2 separate regions of the Homo sapiens genome follow, and region 1 is linked to region 2. Evidence: chromatin loops called from intact Hi-C (ENCODE). Cell type or tissue: Caco-2. All regions are shown on one strand. Links, peaks and the distances in the headings refer to the core of each region. The heading gives the core; the rest is flanking DNA.

Region 1 (9,967 bases), core at 815-8,814, 52 kb after region 2:
GAAAACCTTCAGGTATGGCAGATTTTCTAACTACATTTTTGTGACACTTTTATTCATTCGAAAACCTACAGTAAGAGACGCGGAGTGTAAAATGTGTGTTTGTGTTTTGCTTGGACAGACAATGGCTCCTAGCAATTAATGCTTTCAGTCACATTAAGCATTAAATAATGCTTTGTGACATTACAGTATTTCCCATTACAGATCAATTTTGTAGCATTTGTTCATAATCAGACTTGAAATGTTACCTAGAAACAAAATATGTTTTCCTTGAAACAGTCAGACCTTATTAGAAATCTAAGGTTTTACAAATCACCATGTTAACAGTTTTGCCCCTAGCTAAGGTTTTCATTCTTTAGTGTTAAATTCAGCCCCAGAAGCTCTAGTATCGTTCAGGGTTAGTCTTCCAATGTGCACTGACTTGAAAGGAAAAAGTTAATGCTCCAAATATATTTAATGTCTTACTACATACAATAATAAATCAACTATATTCCTTTTTGGAGGTGAAAAATAATGTCATCACCTTTTAAATTGTTATGCTTATAATTAGGTTACACAATATTATTTTCTCATTTTTTAAAAAACAGCTTCTCATTGCTTTAAAAAAAAAGCCATATGCTTATTTCTAGTAAAGCGGAGTTATTCTCATTTCCTTACCACATAATCATATGCTGTGGATGAGCAAAGAAATAAAGAGAAAACATATGAAATTTTGAGATTTGGAGCAGCAAAACTTAAAGCTAAATGGAAGAGAACTTTGGAGCCAGGAACACCTGGAGTTGATGTCTTGCCTTGCCATTTAATCATTGTGGAATCTTGGGCAAATCGCTCAAAGTTCCCATTTAGCAATTGTTAGCTATTTTAATATTTTTTACAGAATTTTTTTCCCTGAGAGATATTCCCTTTGATTAAAGCCATCAGCCTCTCATTCATTCAGCAAATAATTCCTGAGCATTTATTGCTAATAGACTCTACTGTTCGCAGTCCCGGGAAACAGCAGTAAATCAGAAAACGAGACTGCTGGTCTCATGGTTTATATTCTAGCTTGGGAGAGACAAGCAATGTCCAAACAATATAATGTCAAGTGGTGTAGTAGGTTAGCTTGAATGAAGGCCCCCCACCAAAAGATATATCCACCTGCTAACCCCCAGAACCTGTGAATGTGATCTTACTTGGAAAAAGGGATGATGTAATTATGCACCTCAAGATGAGACCATCTTAGATAATCCAAGTGGGCTCTAAATCAAATGACAAGTGTGCTTATAAAAGACACACCAAGGGGAGACACAGAGAAAGGAGAGGAAGGCCTTGTGAAGACAGAGGCAGAGATGACGCAGTGGAGTGATGTAGCCACAAGCTAAGGAACTCCAAGGAGTCACCAGAAGCTGGAAGAAGCAAGGAGGCATTTTCCCTAGTGCCTTCAGAGGCAGAGCAGCCCTGCTGACACCTTGACTTCAGACCCTGGCCTCCAGAACCGTGTAAGTTTCTGTCACTGTAAATCCCCCACTTTGTGGCAATTTGGACAGAAGGCATGGAAATGAATACAAATAGTAATGCATGCCAAGAAGAAAATAAAATGGGGATGTGAAACCGAGATTCGAGTTGGGATTACTTTAAATAGTGGGGTCTGGAAAGCCCCCCTGAGGAAGTACCATGTGTTACCCGAGGGCGTGAGAGATGGGTATTCTGAATGTGAGGGGGCAGCAAGTGCAAAGGGCCCAACCTGGGAATGACCTTGGTGTGTCTGAGGACTAGAAAGTCTCTGGGGCCAGACTATAGGCGGTATGAAAGGGACAGTGGTAAGGAGATGATGCTACTGCTGGTAGGGGCCAGATCCCATAGGCCTCCTCCTACAGCGCCTCATAGGCCCAGGGAAGAAGTCCAGATTTTCCAGGTGCAACCTTTTTCAGGAAGATTTTATAGTTAAAATGACCTAGAAAAGTAAAGGCATTAAGTACATACATTTATTAAATTAGTAAATATGAGTCTATTCTGAACATTCTAGTAATTGGATGAAAAAAAACCCCAGAACCTTTATAATGTTATTCATGGGATCCAACCCCACTGTTTTATGCTATATGAATAATGTCACAAATAGCATCTGTGAAGTCAAACACCACAGGACACAGTAGAAAATCCTTAGGGGGATCCTTTATTTCATTCACTTCCTCCTTACAAGGTGAAATTTCAATCTGTACAGGTTGTGTCTGCCAGTTCAGTCCACAGCTCAGAGTATCACCTTGTCCTCATTCCATGGTATAAGCTGTTGCGGGGGGACAGGTCTGCGGGTCGTGGATTCACTGGACTGGATGGGACATGATCCAGAACTCCGCTCCGTTTGGCTTCCCAAGGATCCCACCAACTCATTCTAATCAGTGATCACTGAGGAAATGCATTGTATTCCTATTCACTATTTCAAAGATCAGGCCTACCTCATTGGCATATTAAGAAAGTTTTCTCAAGTATATTTAGTGTTTATCATTTTACTATAGTTCTTCAAATGTCTGACATTCATCTTTTCCCTACCTCTAAATTCCTTTCTTTTTCACATTATCTTTCTTGATTGCTTTTTAATAGAAAAACAAACAAAGACATGGATTTACTGTGCATATTAGCAGATCCATACTGGAAAATGCATGGAGGTTTCATATACACCACTTACAGTAAGTAATAACTCAGAGTATAAAGTCGAAAAGAAAGAATCTGAAATATTAGACTTGTTCTGAAATAAGCTTACCTAGGATGATACCACTTTCGCTTAATCAGAATTTCCCCTTTCCAACTATTTAACAGTGGCAAATATAAAAAATCTGGTAGTTAAAATACACAGCAGTCACTTCATATTACTGCCTCCCTCAACCCACTCACCTTCTGAAGAACAGGGCTTTTTCAAGTTTTGTTCCCCTTTAAGTTTTAATAGAAAAAAAAAAGTTTTAAGTCATGTTGTACCAATATATCCCCAGAAAGAATTGCAATTTACCAAGGTTTTCACGTGTTTTGAGAGAAATCTTACTGAAAGACTAGTGATGTCCATTTTCCAGTAAATACTGAGCGAAAAACAATTTTTATACCCCAATCTGAGGTATAAACTTGCTTTTTGTGGGATCACAACTGCTGTAAATTAGACAATTGTAGCAACAATCCAAGACAATAACAGAATGCCTATGACAGTCTGCCATATTCTGGTGAGTGTCTATCAAAGCTCATCATGATTTTTTGTGAGATCTTCCCCGTAATTGGTAGCTTGGCTTCCGACAAACATGTTCCAGTTCTCCAATATTTCCTCTTTAGTTAGCTTCTCATCCTATAGAAGAGATCAAAGAGCACTGTCATGGAAGCTCTGGTAACTGTACTAGTTCTGTATGATGTTCATGTCATTTCACTGATGTACAACATTTAAAATACTATATTTAGTAATCCAGAAGCTACTGGGCACCTCCTTCATCTACCATGACTGCATTGCAAAACTCCAAATCGGAACAGCCTCTTGCTATAAAAACCGTGCTAACGTGTCAGGGAAGTCCCCGAGTAATTCAGAAGCTAGAATCCATTTGTGCCCACAAGCAGTGTTGGTCTTCCCAAAATAGGCCCTCAAGAATGCCACTTTCCTCTTACAGCCTCGCTGCCTAAACTGACTGTTGGCATAACCTGAGAATTTGGGGGCAATCAGCAAAGTGGGGAATAGGCAGGACATTTTTCTAAATGTATTGATTTGTTTATTTGGATGTTTATCAATAGATACCGAAGTACTAGGCATTAAAGCCAGAAACCTGAGCTTGCCTGAGGATGTCTGGGCTTTAATGGGATGGGCTTCCTTGTTCCTGACACCTCACAGATGTTTGATAAGTATTTGGTGACAATGAATGGATAAATAAGCTGATCCTAGGGCAACACGGGGTATACTTCTTAAATCGTGTCCTGCCCACAAAGTTCTGCAATCTTAGGAAATGTGACTTAATGTAAGTCTGTGGCTCACAGCTGACTTTCCAGGAAAGTTGGGGCCTAATAATTTTACTGTGGGTTATCACGGTATTAGCTCAAGTTTACAGGTCTCCACTGTAGGACAAGAAGGAAAAGTCAATAAAGACATGGCCACATGGGTCAATGCTATCGCCGAAAAAGCAAACAAAACCGATCTTATGTAAACTGTCTCCCTTCAATCAGTGATTCCAGAAGAATGGGAAATACCTTGTTTTTGTCTGATTCATATACCAGATGCCTGGCCTCAGCCTGTGCATGATCATAATCTTGAGGGAGGATCCAGTGGCGAATCTCATCTTTGTCTAACTTCCCGTCCTTGTTCAGATCCCGGAATTCGTTAAACTGCTCCCGTTCTGATAAAACCCAGTCTGGCTCAGGGCCATTCTCCTCATGGGAAAACATATCCGCTAGAAGGGAAGGTTATTGTTGGTTACAAAGGAAAGTGGGAAGGTAAACCTCCCCCACCCCCATAAAACAAACTTGACCTCCTGAGCTTTAGGAAAGGCGACAACCAATCCAGAGACCTAACTCAAACAGCTGGTAGGCAGCTTCTTGGGGATAATGATGCAGTAATTTATTCATGATGAAGGCCATGTGGTGGAGTAGAAAGAACTGAGTTTAGAAGCCAAAAGATAAATCCCGGCTTTTGACTTAGTTCAGTGACTGAGCCTGAAGTTTCCTTGTCTGTAAAATGGAGATGATAATTTATAAATCATGGGGCTATTATGATCAAATGTGCCATTTTGATGTAAAAGCCCTCTACAACCCAAACTGGCACTACATAAGCGAAAACTAATAATAATGACTAACATTGAACACTATGGTCCAGATACTGTATAAAGTGTTCTACACACAGTTTTCATTTGATTTTCACATAACAGCCTTACAAAGTGAGTGCTGTTATAATTCCCATTTTACAGATGAAAACAATGAGGTAAAGTCTTACCCAATGACCCACAGCTCATATGAGCTGGAGGCTGCACAGGAACATGGTCACTCTGCTTTCAACCCAGAGTCTTAGCCACTGTGTTTAGTACTATTGTTTATATCATTTCCAAAGGGCTTTCACTTGTCATTATATTTCATCCTTATAACAATTCTACAAGATGGGTCATTATCCCCATTGTACAAAATGGCAAGGAAAAGAAAAAGGAAACGTTTTTGCATTGTGTGTGTGTCAGTAGCTCTTGGAAAAGAGAGATACCCTGCAGGCAGTTTCTCTGTCACGGAAGCAGAGCTTGGAAATGTCAGGTGGTGAATGAAGCAGGTAGTAAGTGAAGGAAAAAAAAAGACAAGACCCTTGACTACAAGGTAGACCCCTAACTGACATGTCTACATTGTTTTTGAGAAAGAGTTGTAATATGTATTAGCTAATTCGAGCTTCATCGAATCCTGTAAAAATGGGCTCACTTTTTTTCCCCCATTTTACAGATGAGGAAGCTGAGGTTTGAAGCCATTACATGATTACCCCAGGGTCACACAGCTAATTGGTGAAGGTAGGGTTCCTAATTCCAGTGCTCTTCCTACTACCACCCCCCACCACACACTTTCCACTTGGTGCCGCTTGAAGAGAAGCCTCCCCGAGAAGTGAAATGACGAGTCAATACATTGGGTTTCCTCTGCCTGTGAGTCACTAGGTATTCGATTTTCAAGCGCAACGCCTCCACCTCCCTCTCCCTATTCACTGTAAAGAATGGGATGCTTCTTTTAGGCAAAGCCACTCAAAGAGTTCTGCCTCTGACTTTGCACCATTTCAATGCACAGTTCCGGAGGGCTGGGCAGAGCGCACACTTTCAATCAAAAGCACTACATTGTTTGTTTTGATCATGCAGTCTTTGCTGTCAGTCTCATTTCATCCCCAGTGCCACAGTAAGAGGTCTGCGCCTCCGAACGTGACCCTCGCACGTGGACCCAGCAAGAGGAAGGCTCAACTGCTTGCTCTGATGAGGGAGCTGTCAGCATATGTTATTCTATCAGGGTAGTGCCACCAAGATCACTTTAATTACTGTGGCGAGAGCTACCTTGTCTGTTACCAATGACACACAAGGAACAGTGTTTGGCTCATGATCAAACATAATTTCTAATGATTAGAGGAAAGTCTGCTCTTCATTGCTGAAGGCACTTGTTCTCGTGTCTGGGATGGCAAAGTAATACAACCACAAAACCAGAGACAGCAACTCAGGCTCTGAGTTTTACATTTAAAGGTAATTAATGGCTTTGATTAAAAATCTGTACAAAAATTATACATATTTCATTTCTCTTTTCATAGGTCAACACCTAAACCAAATGATTTTCCAGCTTTTACTTTATTGAGACTTGGGAAAAGAGCTGCCATGAGAAGGGAGCCTGCAGCTGGAGCCATGTGCCATAGCAGGTGGTGAGGATCAAATGGAATTGTCCTTGTTGCCTGCTCTAGTCCTTTCTAGCGGGGGGTTGGGCTGGGGGGGATTTGGGGCTACCAGGAAGGGCTCTAACCAGCAATGGTGGGTTCAGACCCAAATACATTAATTTGACACTATAGGACTCCCATCCAAAGGATGGGAAACGAGGGGCACAAAATGAGCATATTATTGGGCAATTGTGCACTCTGTAAAGCATTTATCTTTCTAAGAAGAATGCCTTTCTGCAAAGTGCTCAGACACATAAACAGTTCTGTTAATCACAGCTGCATCTACTCAGAGTTTCTAGGCTCCATTGACCCAGTCCAGTTTTAGAGGCTTTGCCCTGACACTGTCTCCTCTATCTTCACTGTAAATCTATGGGATCTCCAATGTCCTTTTGCAAAGGTAAAACTAGGCAGTGTGATGAAGGGCACCTCTCAGAGTCATGGGGCCAACTGTTGGCCAGCCTTGTGTAGGGCCAGCCTTTTCATCTCTTCTCCACTGAATGAGGCCTAATAATACTTCCCTGATACTACATCACTAGGGCTGATGGGACAAGCAGGCTGGAAGCTCCCAGGAGTGACGTATAGACTTGCAGCTGTTGCTAAAAGAGACGTCTGGGGAAAGTAGCCAGACGTGTGGGTGGGGTCATGTGGCCCAGTCAGGACAGCTGAGCAAGACTCTAGGTCAGTACTCACCAATATACTCATCCTGATCCACAAACCCATCCCCGTTCTTGTCGATGTCCTCCAGGGTTTCCTAGGAAGCAAAAGGTAAAACAGAATGCAAGATGGCCATGTGCTCTAAGAAGTCTGAGAATTCTATTGTCCTCATTTGTCCAGCTTTTACGGCTGAATGCTTGGTGACTTCTGGCTCATCGCCTTACTTCCCTGGGAACTAGTTTTTTATCTGTAAAAAACAGGCAATAGTTTCTGTTCCTAATCCCCCACCCCAGTTTCCAGAGCAGAATGCTTTCTTCAAAGCAAGCAAGATGTACCTGTAACCCCAGAGGTGCTCTGACGATATCAGGAGGCCCTGCCAGGCCAACTAACTCCACCATCCAGCCAAAACACCCACTGGGGAACATGCGAGAAACCCAGTGTGAGAACCACTGGATTAGATGACCACAAGAATAGACTCTAGTGCTAACAGGACTATGAATACTGAGTTGGTGTCAAGAGAAATGTGAAACAGTGGGCAACTAAAAAATAAAAGTATATCTGACTTTTTGATGTATTGTGCTCTGTATTTAGTATACTTGACCTCTTATTCAGTATTTTTTGATTGGGTCAATAATTAAATGAGTTTACTGTTCATTGGCACAGCAACTCAGAGGCATCCTGGGTCAAACCAAAGAGCCAACCTGAGAGCAGAGAGCCACTCCCAAAGGCTCGTAGTCTACTCGGGATCATTCACCACCTGCACTGTCCTCTGCCACATTAGCTAACACTACATGAATGTTGAGTGGTAAAGAGAAATGATTCTTGGAGCCACTGCCCAGTCCTTACAGTCATGGCAGTCAGGAGGATGAAGCATGAGTGGACCCTTCCACCACCTGGATAACTAAAACCATCCACAGCTCGTGTAAACAAAAGCTCTAGCCATCTGTTTCCCAGGATTGAAACAGTTGGAACTGGGTTGGTGCATCTGCCCAGGAAAACAGGTGATGGCATTTATTTAATTGTCATGGAAAATGAAGACATTTGGGACCCAACAAGACACTACGGAAAGCAACTACATTCTGAGGCCTTACAAGCATAGTCATTCCTCAAAGCCTAGGGCCTGATCCACCCACCCTCCAAAGACCCACCCGCTAAGGGTAGCATCTCTTCCAGCCATAATTTTTACTTTACATTTCCATACAGTTTTAACAATCCAATTCATTCCATTTCTGAGTCTTTTTCCAAGTCCCTTAAAATTGAAAAATGGGGCAGAGACTAGCTAGTTGCTCACTTAAGCCATTTGCTCTTTCTTTTTTTTTTTTTTGAGAAGGAGTCTCACCCTGTCGCCCAGGCTGGAGTGCAATGGCACGATCTCGGCTCACTGCAACCTCCGCCTCCTGGGTTTAAGCGATTCTCCTGCCTCAGCCTCCCAAGTAGCTGGGATTACAGGCACATGCCACCATGCCTGGCTAATTTTTTTTGTATCTTTAGTAGAGACAGCATTTCAACATATTGGCCAGGCTGGTTTCAAACTCCTGACCTCATGATCCGCCTGCCTCGGCCTCCCAAAGTGCTGGGATTACAGGCGTGAGCCACTGTGCCTGGGCCCCATTTACTCTTTCTAGGCACGTATCTAAACTGTATTTCCCAGCCTCTTCATATCTAGGAGGGACCAGTGGAACATACGTGAAGGGGATGTGTCATTCCCTGGCCGGAAGAGTAAACAAAGACTGTATCTTCTCATTCCCTCTCTTTTCCTTTGTCAGCCAGCTGGGTGTTGCCAGGATGACTTTGAAGCTACAAGATGGCAGAGCACAAGCAGGAGTGCTTAGAGGAGAACTGGGTACCCAACTGTGCTCAGAGAACAGCCCAGGAGGTCCATCTGGCTGGAACAAGCTTTGCTAGTGTTAAATGGCTACAACTGGGGGCTATCTGTTACAGCAGCCAGCCTGACCTGACTAATTTTCTGGGTAGACGGGGATTCCAACAAACTCTACTTCAGAGTCCTTCTCCAATTCCCTTCAGGCTGAAAAATCTTCTCTCTTTGGAAGAGACAAGATTTGGAGGCAGTTTTCTCCCTGGTCTCTTCCCAGCCCAGACTCTTCACTTATCTTACCAAAACCACAATTTCCTTCATATGTTCAAACTCTTCAGGATGCAGAAAGGCAGTGAACTCCTCCCGAGTAGCTGTCAGGTCACCATTGAGGTCTGCAGCTTTGAATCTTCTCTCATCACGTGGCAGCATCTTTTTAAAGGTGTGATGATCTGAAGAATCATGAAACTCTGCGGGGTTTCCTGCAGGATGTATGTATGCAGAAATGTTTTTAAACCGTGCGGTCAAGAAAGGCGTTTCCTGCCAGATCACTCATCCTGCATGCTCAAATGGTACATATAGGGAAAAAAGGTCCCGACCTACTGAGTTCTTTAAAACATTCTATGTCAGAATGCCTCTAATATCAGTCCCTTCAAGCCACCCCATAATCTAGGCCTCATGGCATATTAGGGGAATTACTGCAAGTGGTTAAGAGCGCAGGCTTTAGACTATATTACTGCCATACTTCTCTTTGCAGAACTCTACTTTCATCATCTCATTCTTAGATCTGGAACATACAGAGGCTCTTTGGTACCCAAAACATCTTGTCTCAACGCCGTGCCTGGCTTTCAAGATCTCCCCGATTCTGGCCGCGTGAGTGCATCTTTGGTTCTCCTTGGGCCTGTTTCTTTGCCAACCTCACCATGCACCCAGCAGGTCTGCACCCCGTGCCTCTGTAATCTCATTTCTCCTTCCTTCTCCCGATCTTGTTTGTCTTGGATCTAAACCCTTCCCATTACTGCATGCATTGCTGCATCTTTGCCCCTCCAGTTGACCCACCTTCTCCAAATATAAATCCATTCTCCAAGGCTCCAGTTTCCAAACCACCCACACCAGGAAGCCTTCCCTGACTG
Region 2 (9,967 bases), core at 1,022-9,021:
TATATCATTCCAGCAAGAATTCCAAATTTTAGCTTTGCTAAACATTTTTATTGTCATTTTAAAAAATCCTAGATTTTATTTCACCACTGACGTAAATTTTCTTTTCACCAAGGGAGCATCATAAGCCTCTGAAAATTGAGGCTTACACTGTATTTTCTTATTGGAATTTCACCAATGTGTTCTGGTGAAAAATGTTACTGGTTTAATTTCACCATAGAAACTCTCATGTTTCTGTTGTGCCAGATGGACTTGGTGAGGAATCTCAAATACTGGCACTTTCTTAAACCACTCATTTCACAAGTTTCTCTTCCATGCATCTATTTGGCAGATCTTCACTGAGCAACTACTACGTGTGGACACTGTGCTAGGCTCTGAGCATACAATAGTACATAAGAACAAGCTGAATCACAACAGCGCATTTTTAATTGCAAAGAACAGAAATCCACTCATTAAAGCTAATTTAAGCAATGGGGAATTTATTATAAGCACACTAGAACATTTCCCACAAGCCATAGGTAGGAAGTGGAGCTGGGTGTTTGCAGGGACTGGAACAAAGGGCTCAGGAGCTTTGAGGACTACAGGCAACTCTTTCTTCCACCTCGCTTGTTATTCCTCCCTGAGGCTACTCGTCTCGCATCCAGGCTGCACATTTCCTTCATTCTTGTCTTTATAGGACATCTCCTCTGCACACTCATCTACTTGCACACAGGTTCCAATGCTAGCCCATGTGACAACTTCGTGCAAATTAGAAGAAGGTGTTCACTCCAGGGCACACAGTTTGGCAAGCTGAGTTTCCAGGCTCACTTACTTCTCAGTTGGATGCCCTTGTACATGGCGGTCCTGCTTGCACATGGCCTTCTTCTGGCAACCCCAAAATGGTGTCCTCAGCCTCCAATTCCACATGACCTTCCAGCTAGGCTCCCCACAGGTAAATGACTACATCTTCATTACTCAAAATCAGTTTCCTCAGAGACAGAAGTTAATTAGGCCAGGTGTCCATCTTTCATCCAATCAAATGAGCCTGGGGTGAGCCAGGAGCAGACCCATGATAAACAGCGCTCTGGAAGGAGACTCTAGGAACCATACCTCTGCTGGGCTAGGGCAGTGTCCCTAGAGGGGAGACACTGCAGGGGATGCATGGCATCTGAATTAGATGGAACCGAGTCCTGGTCTTGCACATGAAACACTCAGACCCAGTGGGCTTGGAAAAGCAAAACGTTGGATGTTGATGACAGCTGTGCTTTATCCAGTGTCAGGGAATTTTAGGGTCTTCTGTGGTTTTGATTTTCCACATCCTGCTCCTCTAATCTCATTTGAGACTGAGACGCCTGCCTTGGGCATTTCATAACTATCTTCTTTCCATATATAGCAGTTCCCACTGGGTCACCAAGACACAAGGAAGCAGGGGCACAAGTCACAGGGAAAGGAAGCTGTGTCCATTGAAATACAACCTTCAAAAACCTCCACCTTGCACCCCAGCATCCTTTAAATATGGGAGAAGCTCCAGTCAAATGTGCCAGCATCCATCAGGGTCTCCTTTTCCTCCTGTCAGCTGCAAGGCTTCTAGATCTTTTCAAAGGCCCCTTTGAGCTGCTCCCTTGAAAATACCTCTGAGAAAATTCAACCTAGAAAGTACTATCTCATTATACAGTGAGTTGTGGGAGAGCATATTGCAAAACATCTGATATTTTTATCTAAAAAAAAATCTAAGAAATAATAAAACAAAGGAAAAAGAAATGGTTGAATCATGTAGACTGTCCTTATTAAGCATTTGGCTTGGGTGAAGGTGGCACAGTGAGTTCGTGTTTTGACTCAATATCTTTGCTTCAAACATACAGAGGTGAGAGATTAAATGTTAAAGTAGAAAACCAAAAAGGTATAAGAGGCATGGCTCAGGAATAAGGTAAGTCCACGGACCAGAAATGCAACACGAATGGGGCTTCATCATTGGGTCTGTTGATTCTGGGTCTAGAAGCTCACAATGATCACTAGGAGATCCACCTCTGAGGGATCTCAGCAATTAACAGTGCTCACCAGACCAAGATTAACAGTGCTCACCAGGCCACACTCACTGCTTAAAGCTGGGAGCTGGAGTGTAGCTCCCTTAGTTGTGAAAGGAGACTGAAAAGTGCTGATCACTACCTGGGGCTATGGCAGAGTTTCTTACCCTAAGGGCTGTTGACACATTGGGCCAGATAATTCTGTGTAGTAGAGTTGTTCTATGCATTGTAGAATGTTTAGCGCTGTTCCTGGCCTCTACCCATTAAATGCCAGTAACAACAACCCACCTCCTCCAGTTGTGACAACCAAAAGTATCTACAGACATTGCCCAGTGTCCCTTGTGGAAAAATTCAGAATTGCTGGGCTATGACTGTAAGAATGATGGGAACCTATAGAGGCTGGAGAACCCAGAGCTTCTTGAGTAAGAATTCAACTAAATTGGCCACTGCCTCATGATTGGATCTATGATTTTCCCAACAATACATGGGACAGGAGCCCTGAAATGCCATTAGAAGATCTGATTGGGGGTCATCTTCGTGGAGGTAATTGCAAAGCTGTCAAATAAGGAAGTCAAGCAAGCAATAAAAGGTAAAATAAACCAACAAATGAAATAAGAACCAATTAGAAACCTTGAAAATAAAAAATATAGCCACCAAACCAGAAAAGCAATAGTATAAACTTTAGAGTATATGTAGTTGGAGAAAGAATTAGTGAACTGGAAGATAGCACTGAGTTAACATGTGCTTTAGTTAGTAGCATGCAGCACTAACAGAGAGGACATTTTAAAAAACAAAACAATTATTTTTTTTAAGTTAAGAGATATAATATATAGATCAAGAACTCCAATGTAAGAAATAGCAGAGAAACAGTATCTGACAAGAAACTGAAGAAAGGCGTGATCACCTTATGTATAGTGTATGCTGAGTTCCAAGCAGTACACACAAAGAAAAATTCACAGCTAAACACATCATAGTAAAACTGTAATACATAAAGTATAATTTCTTATGGGCAACAGTAAAGGCCAAAGACATTGAAGGAATATGTTCAAAGTGTTGAAAAATATAACCATCAACCTATAATTTTTCCACCCCACTAAACTATTATTCTAGAGCAGGGGCCTGCAAACTTTTTCTTAAAGGGCCAGAGAGTAAATATTTTAGGCTTCAAGGCAATATGACCATTTTTGCCCACTAAGATTTATGTCACATTTGGGAGGAAGATAGAAATAATGAGCAATTTGGGACTTTGTTGTACAAATGTAGAATTAAGTAAGTTGGTTAAAATACTAAGAATGGCAGAATGTGGTGGCTCACATCTGTAATCTCAGCACTGTGGGAGGAAGCAGGAAGATAGCTTGAGCTCAGGAGTTTGAGACCAACCTGGGCAACATAGTGAGACCATGGCTCTACCAAAACTTTTTTAAAAAATTAGCTCGAAGTAGTGGCATGTAGGTGTAGCCCCAGCTTCTCAGGAGGCTGAGGAAGGAGGATTGCTTGAGCCCAGGAGGTCAAAGCTACAGTGAGCCGTGATCACACCACTGCACTCCAGCCTGGGCAACAGAGCAAGATGCTGTCTCATTTTTTTGAGACAAAAAAAAAAAAAAGATTAAGGATGGCCATTAGAAGACTAGAAATACACTCTATACCTTCCAAACTAACAATGTAACAAGAAAAATTATAGAAAACTTTGTCAATCTAAAAGAAGCCAGAAAATGAGGGGAAAGAAGTCAAGAAGTGGATAACCAACAGAAACACACAAAATAAGATGGCAGAAATAATTCAGTATCTCAAGAAATATAACTAATCAATTAAATGACAGAGACTATCAAATTGAATCAAAGCAAACTAAAAAATAAAATGTGACAAAGTCCAGCTAGATATTGGCCCAGAACTCTCCTAAAGGGCTGTCTACCACAATTGCATTAGAAGTGAAAGACCTTCAGATTATTCCGCTGCTCCACCTAATGTCTGGTTCCTACAGAAGATTTAGTACCTTGTGGTTAAATAAATTTACTTAGTCCCTTCCATGAACTGATAGCTTAAATGTGAGTGAATTGGTCTGAAAGATTTCCAAGGTCTTTTTAACTCTAAAATGCCAAGATACAGTGATTCCCCTGGATAGGCAGAGCTTTGTGCCCGCATTCAGGAGCATCAAGGACACTACGGTTACCACTGACCGTGTGATGGAGGCTGGCCTTGGCACTTGGGCAGTGAGCATTTGCAGTGCAATCTCGGTTTGCATGTTGTCATTGGCCTGTGTTAAGGAGCCTTTGCAGATGGACAGACGCTTGTGATTGCCATCGCGTATGGGCAACATGGAGATTGGCCTGTAAGAGGCAGGAGAGGGCTTTTTGCTCCTAATGTGTTATGAAAGTTTGATCAGAGTGGGAATTTTCTGTCATGGGTGATTAGTATCATCTCCTATTAATATTTACTTTCCCTAATTCAGTATGAAAAGTGCCAACGTAAAAACACTTTGCTGTGAAAGGGAAAGAGGATGCAGAATGATGCCACATGCAGGTTCTAGTGTCTCCTTTCTTTAAGATGAGTGGCTCCTCCCAACCCCACTGCCACCCCGTTTATTCTTTTCCATGAGAGTTTAGCCTCCTTTTTTCCCACCCTCACAATAATTCCTGAATTCATTGAGCTATCTATCCCAAGTCAGGGAGGAATGTCAGAGTTCCTCCATGAGTCCAATCACAAATACATAATAATAATAACAACAGTAATAACATTGATACATAACTATTGTGTATGGAGTGCTTACTGTGTGTCAGGCATTGGGCTAAGTTCTTTATGGCTATTAATTCATTAAATTCCCTCCAACAGCCCTAGTGTCCCATATTACATATGTGGAAGCTAAGGCTTAGAGGGATTGTGGCTTGCCTGAGTTCCCACAGCCAGTAAGCAGCCGTGTAGGGCTCTAACTCAGTGGGTGGGACTGGGATTCAACTATGTGGAACAATGTCACCCATGCTGTGGAGGAGAAGACCATAACTTTTCTTTTTTTGAGGATCTCTTAGGCTCTCAACCAGAATTTCTCAGTCTTGGCCCTATTGACATTTTGGGCTGGAGAAGTCTTTGTTATGGGGCTTGTCCTGTGCATTGTAGGATGTTTACCCGCATCTTTGGTCTCTATCCATTAGATGCCAGTAGCAGCCCTACTCCTCACCTCCAAGTTGTGAAAATTAAAACTGTCTCCAGAAATGTCCAAGTGTCCCTAGGGGGCAGAATCACCCCTGCTTAAGAACCACTGCTGCAGACCAAGTTCTTCAACCCTCTGCCGCAGTGTCACATGGGAAGGAAGCCCTACTTCTTTCCTGCCCTCACACATTTGACAGGAGCTGCTGTTTGCAGAGATGGGAGTAGTTCTGAGTTTTGTTTCAGGTGAGAGGGAGTTTCCTGAACTCTGAGCTTCTGCTGTCTTAAAGGTACCTGGGCTTCCACTAGTCCAGTAAAAATGCAAGACTCCTTTGAGTCTCATGGCAGTCACATTGGGTGGCTTGCCCAGCTCCTGTTCCCTGGGAATGGCTCAGTGTGCTCAGGGGGCAGCCATGTGTCTAGCCAGAGCTGATGGGCCCAGGGTAGATTCTTAGTCCACTTGGGGCAATGAGTTCTGTCTCCCAGGAAGCTGAAAGTGGGACCAGGTTGAGTCTCTCTTGGTGGCTATGACTGTGACCTGCAAATGTGGCAGCTCCATTGACCTTCTTCCTGCCCTGTACACTAGCTGATATAGAGAAATTGTTCTCAAATTTGGTGCCCAGATCAGTAGCAGTAGCATCACTGGGAGCTGGTCAGAAACACACATTCTCAGTTCCCACCCAGACTTACAGATTCAGAAACTTGGAGGAGGTGTCCAGCGACCTGCAGGTTACCAAGCCCTCTGGGGGATTCTGATGTTCACTAAGGTTGGCACAGAGGGTGAGAGAGACTCAAGGAAATATGATCTATGGAATAGAGAGAGGAAACTCCTGTTGAAGAGATAACTTCCCAGTTCCCAGTTCCAGCTCTTCCTGCTTCCCAGCCACATTCCTGTCCTTCGGTTTAGTGAGATGCTTTTATGTTCTAACTACAAAATCTACCTCTGACTTTCCCCCTGCCCTTAAGTTGACTGAAGTCAGTTTCTGTTGCTTGCAACTGAAAAATTCTTACTCATTCATGTCACAATACAATTCACGTGGAGAAGAAATTATATGGAGCAATGTCACCCCAGCTGCTCAGGAAAATACTGTAATTTTATCAAGGGCTCTTGGAAATATTTAAAAGCTCCAGAGAAAATACCCCATGTTTATTTTCTTATTATCAAGAGCAAGAATTGTGTATTTGTGTGTCTATTTAAGGAAGCTTATGTACTGACTGCCCCTACCCCTTATCTCTCTTTGTATTTTTTATTCTTCAGTGCTAAAGGCTTGGTATTTTCTTGACTCTGCCCTCACTTTTTTCTCCCAGGTTAAACCTGGAATTAAGATAGATCTCAATCAGCCAACAAATATTTATTCAATGCCCACAATGTGGCATGTGTTTGGAGGGTCGGTTGGTCATGATTCCTACATAGTCTCTCCTCAAAAGAATGATAGCTTTGTAGGAGAGAATGCAATTATCCTACTCCTGTGACAGTAAGACACACAGTGTGATAAGTCCAGGATTAGGTCTGTGTTTAGGGTTCAGAGGAAACCCAGAAGAGAGAATGAGCCGCCAGGAAGGGGGAAGTTCTGGGAAAAGAGGAAGGAAGGGTGGTAATCAGAGAAAGCTTCCTAAAGGAAGTTCCACCTAAATTAGACCTGGAACTATGACTAAATGTCTACCAGGCAGAAAAGGCAAGGGAAGGAGAATGTTCAATTTGTGGTTCACAAGCACCGGAGAGAAGAATTTGATGCTTTATTGCTTATCTGCTTCTTGATCTGGCTGACTTGGAGGGCTACAGTATCATATACACACTGAAAATAAGGTAAGGACTTTTTAAAATTTCTCAAAGCCTCCAGAAACTATCTTTTATAGCACTGGCAGCGCCTCTTTTTGGACATAATTTATTAGCTGGACTTTCAGTGTGACATGGCTGAACATCACTGGCCTTTAAAGTCATCCTTGTAAGGAGAATAGGCTGTCTGTTGGTTTATCTCAACTAGAAGAAAAATAAAGAGTATGAAGAGGAAAAAATTCCCTATTAAGTTTTATAATTATAATATGAAAATTCAGTTAATTTCTTTTATCGTAGTGAGTCATTAAAGACTGAAGTAGGTTCCCAGCCTTTTGTTTCCAGAACAATCCCCCAGAGGCTGAGCGCTCTGTCATTCGAATGGGCCTGATTAAAGCAAGGAGCCGCTATCTTCAGATTACTGCTCTTTGTCATTACCATTACGTTATCTTGCTCTTCAGACTGATTTTTAATTTTTATGTTTGCAATTATAAATGATTTACAGGGACATTCATCGCCCGACCTGTCCTGAGTCATTAAATTCACCTAGGTTGAATAGCCCGATGTGCACCTGAAATTAACCAAATCGGTGACATTATCTTGCTGGATTTTTCAGAGGCTTTAGAAATAGGGAAGTGACTCCATTCTCCCTCTCAACTCCTCTCCTTAATGGGAAAATATTTTTAATTGATAAAAGAGGTAATTAGGCAAGGCTAAGAGGTACGCACTAATTATGCAGTATATCTCACATAGTTTGGCCACGGTTTTTGGAATAGAAGTGTAGAAGGAAAGTGATTCAAATACAGACTTGGCTTGTAGTCACATGGGGCTAGTTTGAGTGTGTTTTATCCTCAATCAAGTTTAGGAAGAGAACTGTGAGGATTTTTATTGAGCACCTACTATGTGTCAGGAAGATAACTCTCCCAATGGTCTTTTTGCCCCCTCAGTGTTTTGTGTTGCATTGTTCTGACATAAGGAATGGAAACTTCCTCAGGCTGGCTCAGATGAAATGGAGACTGTGATCTCACACAAGCTAAGGAAGAAGGAACCAATAGCAGGCTCTTTCATGCTCTTTCTCTGTTGTTCAGGAGCCACGTTACTGTTCTCATTCTGCTTTTCTCTCTCTGGCATCTGTTTTCCTCCCAGCTCTCTTTTTTCTTCACTGGCTTCCTCTACTCATTTGTTTTGTGCTTGAACCCAAATAGCCCTTCCAACCCCCTTCACCCAGGCCCTTGCACCTGAAGTGTCTGCCACTGGCTGGTGGACTCTCCACTCCTTAGTTGACATTCCCTATACAATGTCAGTGGTTTCTTATCGGCCAGTGGGTTTTCTACCCTCGAGTCAGGAATATGTCCCTTCTTTTCTGTGGCCAGAAGGGACAGGAATTGTGGGTAGAACAAGTAGAATGGGGATAATAATATCTGTTTGGTGCATCTTTAAAAGAGGTATGATTTTCCCATTTTACAGAGGAGGAAACTGAGGCTAATGGAGGTTAAGTTACTTGTTAGAGGACAGCTCACAGGTGTCAGAGACAGGAATTAGGGACAAGGTAAGACAGACTCCATCCTCTTGCTTCCACTTGATGTGCTGACTCTGCAACATCCATGCTATTTGTTGCACAAGATGTGTGAACAGGGGACACTCAACAGCCAGGCTGAATGCTGGTTAATGTGGTTGGAGACCCAGTGACTCTTTGGGCAGTGTAGACAACACTAGCTTCTGCCCCATTTCCATATCTTTTTCTGTGTCTGTCCAGGGACATTGAAATAGCACATGCTGCCCTCCAAAAATCAGAGATGAAAGGGAAGATATGTTGCTTCATTTGAGCTTTGGAAAGCATCCAAAGAAAATCTGGTTGAAGGGTCATAAAAATATTTTTAAGGCTTTGACAGTGAGGTACGCTAAGTGAGGGCACCTGAAATTAAACCTTTCCTCCCTGTCGGAGGATGGAGACCTGTGCCTCCCTCTACCAGCTCTAGTATTTACTAGCTGTATGACTTTGGGCAAATTACTTAACTGTCCTGATCGTCTGTTTCTTCATCTGTAAAATGAGGATGATATAGTTTCAAAATTAGACCAAGCAGTGTGTACCAACAAGGACAGGCCCTTAGAAACAGCAGTCATCTTACGACTGTTCATTCTCCCTTTTTCCCTTTGCAGAGCCCGGCCCCTTCATAATGGTAGCCTTGGAGTTAGCTATTACTCTGGGTCTGAGACTCCCCTGGAAAATCCTACTGATCAAGGGATTCTAGCTTTCATTTTTCCAGCATCCCTTTCCTCTGTAAGGACCAAGGGAAACTTCCCCTTCACCCTCTGAAGGTTTGGAAAAAATCAACTAAAAAAAGACAGATTAATTGGGAAAAAAAAGCATATAAACTTACTTAACGGGTGCATGGGGAAAATCACAGTGATTGCCTGTCCTTCAACAGGGTTCAGAAACTTATATGCCTTCCTGGCAACACAGGTTATGAGAGGTGGGAGGAGAAGAGGGGCAATAAAGGATTATTATGGAGAATGAGTGGATCCCTAGTAATCCACTCATTAGTGGAACAGAAACTCACTTGTAAATAGTTGTCTTTGACAGTGAAAGGGTCTGTTTAGGTGTGGTTATGTTCTTGGTATTTCAGGGAGGGGAAAAAAAAACAATTGTTCTCCTTGATAGGTCTGGATCCTAGGGAGATAAAGGAACTTCAGCTTCTTTGGGAGAGATTATGAGGTTCGGGGGGAAGGTCAGAGAGACCTTGAAGCTTCTTCAGTTGATTATGTCAAAGTATCATATTTTGGGGGTTTTGTTTCTGATCCCCAACACCTCCTTTACATAAAACAGCACCCTCTTACTTGGAGGGCAGTGCCGTTTTCTTTCAGTGTGGTCCTGATGAGGCTGCCAATTCAGTACCACCCCTGGCCTGGGGAATGATAAACGCCATCTGCCTGGCCTCCCTGATTGGGCCAGAGATGGGGACATGACTGAAGGTGTTACCCGAAAAATACCAGGTGGCAGACTCATGACCAGGTGGGAGCGTACTGAGGCCCTTCTCCTATTTCCCTTTCG

The links. Hi-C counts contacts between places; a loop is a spot of excess contacts. Peaks named below come from ENCODE experiments on the same cell type or tissue, not always from the same donor. Only the 100,000 strongest peaks of a DNase experiment are listed, where the experiment ranks them.
Region 1: a loop joins it to region 2, with 7 times the contacts of the local background. A loop is called at or near these places in 9 of 110 quality-filtered maps.

Annotation. Positions count from the first base shown.
Region 1 is chr11:32,097,699-32,107,665 of GRCh38, reverse strand. It overlaps RCN1 (reticulocalbin 1), which reads right to left. Exons shown (of 6, transcript NM_002901.4): 3 at 9,138-9,316; 4 at 7,058-7,118; 5 at 4,186-4,385; 6 at 1,944-3,301. The coding sequence ends at 3,194. Among named protein-coding and RNA genes, the nearest start is that of RCN1, 12 kb to the right of the region's middle. RefSeq lists an enhancer at 1,402-1,671. In Caco-2, for the core only: no CTCF peak of the experiment used is centred there; a DNase peak (open chromatin) is centred at 4,096.
Region 2 is chr11:32,149,777-32,159,743 of GRCh38, reverse strand. It overlaps the pseudogene THEM7P. Among named protein-coding and RNA genes, the nearest start is that of SNORA88, 11 kb to the right of the region's middle. In Caco-2, for the core only: a CTCF peak has its summit at 4,995; no DNase peak of the experiment used is centred there.